Linked DNA regions of Homo sapiens: region 2 is linked to region 1. Evidence: chromatin loops called from intact Hi-C (ENCODE). Cell type or tissue: B cell. All regions are shown on one strand. Links, peaks and the distances in the headings refer to the core of each region. The heading gives the core; the rest is flanking DNA.

Region 1 (2,912 bases), core at 318-2,817:
GAGAAGAATGGGTTGGGGCACCACATGTTTGGATGAAGACTTGTTCACCATGAGGAGATGGTTAGGGAACCATGGCAAGTTTGGGATTGAAGCCCCTGTCCCTGCCCTCCCTTCCCTCAGTACCCTTGTCGCTGTAGAGGTGTCTCCTTCCTGGTGTCTCATTTGGGGAAAGCTCCACACTCATTCTCTACACGGTTTGGGAGAAGGAGAGGACTGTGCCTCTCCCTGTCCCTCCAGCCCCACTGTCCCTAGGCCCAGCCCCAACCCAGCAGCCCAACTGCCTTTACAGCAAAATAAGCTTCAGTGAGGTCACGTGGACTCAGGGCAGCCACACACACTCATACGTATCCACACTCAAACATACAAATACATATGGTCACACCATCACCCCTGGACACACTCATACAAGCACACACACCCTCAAATCCAAGTGCACACAGCCTCACAGACAACACACACACAAGTGCTTGGGGCAGTGTTTACAAAGCCCTGGAGGGGCTGGGAGGCTCCCGCCCTGTGCAGGTGGTTGGAGGTGTGGATCACCATTAGCACCAGTGACATTCAAGGACAGAGCCCAGAGACCCACTGCAGGGGTGCCTTCATTGGGTCCCCTTTCCCTTTCTCACCTTTCAGCTGGAAAGGCTCTGGCCAGGCCCGGGCTGCGAACACCAGGCTACATTTGGGGAGGGGTGTGGCCCCAGGACTGCGCTGTGGTGCACCCTGCCTCACCCTTGCCATCTCGTCACCCTCTCTCCCAGCCTCCTGCCCCACTGCTCCTTTGCACGCTCTGCCTGCCTGACATCTCTCTCTGTCTCCTCTCTCTCTTTCTCGTTCCCACTCTCTCCTCCCTCCCCTTGCTTGGGTCCTTCCTAATCTCCTTCCCTCACAGTGTCTGGTTCCCTCTCCTGTGCTAGAACCAAACCTTCCAACCCATGAAACTCCAACCCTAGGGCTGCCGCACCAGACTTCTGGAATGTTCTCCTTTGCTGATGTTGTGGCCTGGCTGTGAAAGCCCCTAGGACCTGAGAACAGGACTCTCTGGACTGCAGCAGCAGAATGAGTGTGGTCAGTGTCTAGGCCAGCAGAGGGGACAGCAGGCCTTGTGGAAGACAGAGGGTGAAGACCCTTCACGCAGTCCATTGTCTGAGTGTGCACATATGTGCCTGTGTGTGTCTGCACGCTCACGCACATATGCACATAAACTCTCTACCCTGGAGACTAGAGGGAGCTGTGTGGGTAACTCACTGGGAGATCTTGAGCAAGTCACCACCCACCTCCAGGTTGCAGTTTCCTTTCTCTGAAACAAAGATCATTGTCTGGTCCTGGTGTGCAGAGTCCTTGGGAAGGGCTGGGGAGATGCCCCCCAGAACAGCTTGGCTTTGGTTGGGCTGAAATAGATTTTACTGGAAAGCAAAGCACTGTGGCTAAAGCACAATGCATGGTCACACAGGTACCTTCCCTCCCTGGAATCCTATAATGCAATGAGTCCCTACTGGTTTTTTTTCCCCAGCCTTACCCCAGCCCTACCCAGTGCTTGACACAGGCCTGGGCATAAAGGAGTTGGTCATCCAGAGGAGGCCCGGAGGTAGCCTGTGGGTGGTCTGTCTGTCTGCCCTCTTGTGGTTGGTGCTGCTCAGGTCCCGGTAGACGGTGGGAGTTAGAAGCCCAAGGCCCTGCACCAGGATGCAGAAATGGGGAGGCAGCAGTTGGTACAGGAAGAACATGGCTTCACACACTCAGTCCCAAACCCACCTGCCTCACGGCCAGGCATTGAGATTGCACCCACCTCTCTCACACCCCATTCTCAAGCTGCACATCCTCATTTTGTGGCTACACCCGTGCACATGCGGGCACACACACACCTCCAGGTCAAGGCAGCCCTCCATGTTGATTTCAACTTGATTTCATCTGTATAAATGCCAGGCACAAAAAGCACAGCATGGAGCTGTCCTTCAGAAGCCCGTTTGAATTTCCCCAAAGATAATCCATTAGATAGGGAGTGGGGGAGGCACACAGGACAGAAGAAACAACAGAAATCCCATCTGTTTAAGGAAAAAAGGCATTTATTAAATGATTTTCAGTTGAGCCCTTGGTCAGTCTCTGCGAGGACTAGAGACCCAAACATAAAGGCCACACCACCAGGACCCAATCCTAAAGCCACCCTGTAGGACTGGCCATGGGGTCACCACGGTACTCTCAGCCAGCACACTTTCTACCATGGACGCTGGGCACCGGGTGCCAACCCTGAGTCCCGCCCACAGCTGCCCCTGGGAGAGGGGGCCCAGCAGCTGGCACTCCTGCTGGACGGGGGTCTCACAGCATCTGCTTCTTCAGACGCCTGACTGCAGGCTGAGGTCCCACGTGAGCATATCTGCTAGCAGAGCTGAGGTCACGTGACTGAGCTCTGGCTGCCGAGGAGCAGGAAAACCAGTAAGTGGCAGCTGCCTTAGAAGCGAGAAACTCACACGTGAGGAATTCCCAGGCAGAGGGAAGAACAAGTAGGCAGAAAGATGGACAAATGGCCCAGCACCCCAGACGGCCTGGGCCCTCTGCACAGCCTGACCTGCTCTAACCACTCACCTCTCCAGCCCCTCACTGAGGACCCAATCTGGTTGCCACCCTCGTCCCTTCCGCCTGGTTTCTAGAGCCTCCAACCTCATGAGCTGGCCCAGCCAGGCCCTCTGCCTTTGGGGCCCCAAGAGCACAGCAGGCTTCCAGGGCTGGTGAGGCGGGGGCGTCAGCAAACCACAGGCCATGCCTTTCCGGTGACATTTGGCTCAGGCTGGGGTTGAGGTCGGCTTCAGACTCAGTGAGAGAAACACACACCACCCCGCAAGCTTCCTCTAAGAAGGGCTCCGAGAGGAGAGGGCTGCATCTTGTGCAGGCAGGAGAGTCAGGGGTGGAGCAAGGGA
Region 2 (2,912 bases), core at 256-2,755, 60 kb before region 1:
CCTGACCTTTGTAAGCCAAGAGCTCTACTTTATAACTTGGGAACGCACAAATATTTACAGTTGTAGGGAAGGGAGCCAATGGCTGCTGGAGGGTCCTAGAATTGGAAGGGAGCTGAGAGCTTGTCTAGCCCAGCCTCATATTCACTATAGGAATGCCCTCCACAGAGCCCTTGGCAGTGGTCACCCAGCCTCCCCTTCCTGGTCCCTGTGATGGGAAGGAAGGTCATCTTCCTCTGAGAAAGTGCTTTCTGTTGATCTTATCGTTGGAAAGTTTTTCTGACATTGAGCCAGAACTGCCTCCCAGTAACTTTGCCCTTGGTTTTGGATGGGTCTCTAGGGCCTCACAGCTTGGGTATCTTCTTTCCCACGACAGCACGTTAAAGGCTAGAACTCAGCCTCCCTGTCTGCCTTCCGTTGTCTGTTCTTCCTCAGTTCCTTTGTTCTTTTCTTGGGGGCCTTCATTCATTGGTCCCTCATCACTGGGGTCACCTTTCCTTGCCATGTCCAACACATCCTAGTTGGTCAATGTCTGTCTTAACATACGATACCCCCAAATTCATCACAGCACTACAGTTGAATTGCTTTCTAAGATCTGAGCCCTGTGCCATTAATTCCTCATCTCTAAAACTCAGCTTAGCTATCCAGGCCATGTAAGCCAGAGAAGAGGGAAGGAATGAAGTCTTCTTGAACCCCTGCAATGCTAGCCAAGTTCTTTCTAAACACTCAGGGCTCAGAACTGCCCCAGGAAGTAGATACTCTCCTCTTTGTTTCACATATGGAGGAACCTGGTTTTCTGACATAGAACTGAAAATAAGGAAGTAAGCAAAACAAGTCTTTAAGGACGCTGAGCAGAGGCCAGAAAGTCACCCGGAGTCTATTATTTACTCTTCCTTTACATTCATTTCTGCCAAGATTTTATTTAGTATCAGGAGAACTGATTTTAAATCCTGGCTCAGCCACTTTCTAGCTGTGTGACCTCAGGAAAGTTAGTGTCTAAGGTGACTAACCAATCCCAAATTGCCCTGGTCTGTCCTGGTTTTAAAACCGCAAATCCCATGTCCTAGGAGATCACTCCATTCTGGGCAAATTAGCACATGTTGGTCACCCTATTCAGTCAATTTTCTCTTTGTGATATCAGGATAACAGTAACCCACCTCACGAGGTTGTTATAATTTTAACTGAGATAATATATTTGGAAGACCTGGCAATGTGCCTGGCACATAGCAGATACACAATTAATGTTCTGTTTAATTTGAAAGCCTAGTTAATTATGACAAATTAGAAAGAAGTCAAAGACTGAGAGGTGGCCATGAGCAGTTTAACTGGAAAACCATTTTTAAAAACACCTAGAAACATAAACGGAGACACATAGTAGAGGGTCGTACCGTGAGGGTCTCAATGTCCTCTGTACTGTGAATATCTCACTGGAGTTCAATGAGCCATGGTAATTGTCGTCCTTGAGTGGGACTCCGCAGGACAGAGGAATAACTAAATCTTCTGCATTATACTATGTGTGATAAGGCAGGGTAAGGTGGGATACATTGTGGAGTAAGTGCCACATGAAATTTAATGAAGTCTTTAGATCTTTAAGCGTAAGTATTCAACCCTCTAACAGGATGGCAACCAACCAGCATGGCAGAGGGAAGGAGGACTGAAGAGGGTCCCAGGAGAGCCTGAGTCTGCAGTCAGCTCACTGCCTAACTATAGACAGATTGTCCTCACAGTTCCGGTCCTGTCTCCTCATCTGTGAAATGGGGAAGAGAAAGTAGACAAGGTGTTGTCTAACAGAAAGGCAACAGAGTGGGGTGGTCAAGAGCACGGATCCACCACCCACTAGCTGTGTGAGCTAGGACAAGCAAGCAAATCCACCCTCTGCACCCTGCTCTCCTGGCCTGTAACCTCGTAGAGATGTTGTGAAGATTTTATGAACTGATGTACTTCCTGGTGCATGTTGAGTTCTCAGTAAGGATCAGTTCTTAAAGTTAGTATCCCTTCTGGGTATCGCACTCCATGACAAAGAGTATCATCTCTTTCTCTCCCCTCATCACCAAGGGTTAATGCAACATAAGCTTTCGCTTGAGTGTTTTGTAAGTTTCTTTTCCCTCCCCAGCCCGCCACATCACTCAGCTGGCTCACGTTGAACTTGAGGCAGACTAAAACCTCCTGATCTTTTTTTATGTGAATTGCAGTCCAGCCAGGTTGCTCTCATCCTGTTCTTGTGCAACTGATTTTTGGAAACTACATTCAAGACATTAGATTTATTGATGCTACATTTCATCTGGTTGCTTTTGACCCAGCATTCTTGACTGTCGAGATCATCTTGAACCTTAATTCTCTCATCCCCTCCAGCTTTGAGTCATCTGCAAATTTAATGCATATGCTTTCCATATCTTCAGATCACGGGCTTAAAAAAGCTATTTTACAGATAAAAATAAAGATAGAGATATAGGCCACTAGATAGATCAAGAGGGATCTTGTATGCCAGGCTGAGCAGTGGGGATTTTATCTTGTGGGAAGCAGGGGCTCTTGATCCTCAATCAGTTTTTAAGCCTTTTCTGAACATACCCACTACAGACGCTCGTATGTTGTCCCTGGATCTCAGAGTGTTTTCACTGATGACAACAAGAGTTCACCCCTCAGCCACCCTAACTGTGGCCTCTTCTAAACTACTGAACTCACCGCGAAGGTCTGAATCCCTTCCTGTCTGTACCACATGCAGCCCCAAGGCCCAGTCCTATTCTCCTCCCTCTTGTTGCTTCCCAAACTGAGGCCACCCCTACTTTGGGGCCTAGCCAAATACCTGTTATCAATCCAAGAAATCAATTCTCTCTCGTTGGTTCAGGAAGGCATGGACCATGATGACTTTATGTGCTTCCCACTCACGTTTCCATTTTTACAGGGGACTTCAGTGT

The links. Peaks named below come from ENCODE experiments on the same cell type or tissue, not always from the same donor. Only the 100,000 strongest peaks of a DNase experiment are listed, where the experiment ranks them.
Region 2: it touches region 1 in a loop (4-fold over the local background); 5 of 110 quality-filtered maps call a loop at or near these places.

The regions. Positions count from the first base shown.
Region 1 is chr15:70,258,643-70,261,554 of GRCh38, reverse strand. No RefSeq gene overlaps it. Among named protein-coding and RNA genes, the nearest start is that of TLE3, 160 kb to the right of the region's middle. RefSeq lists enhancers at 1,152-1,371, 1,402-1,481, 2,540-2,629 and a silencer at 1,692-1,851. In B cell, for the core only: CTCF peaks have their summits at 1,226 and 1,436; DNase peaks (open chromatin) are centred at 1,222, 1,694, 2,394 and 2,774; H3K4me3 peaks cover 705 bases; H3K27ac peaks cover 504 bases.
Region 2 is chr15:70,318,545-70,321,456 of GRCh38, reverse strand. No RefSeq gene overlaps it. Among named protein-coding and RNA genes, the nearest start is that of LINC02205, 190 kb to the left of the region's middle. In B cell, for the core only: no CTCF peak of the experiment used is centred there; DNase peaks (open chromatin) are centred at 826, 1,756 and 2,576; H3K4me3 peaks cover 2,091 bases; H3K27ac peaks cover 2,500 bases.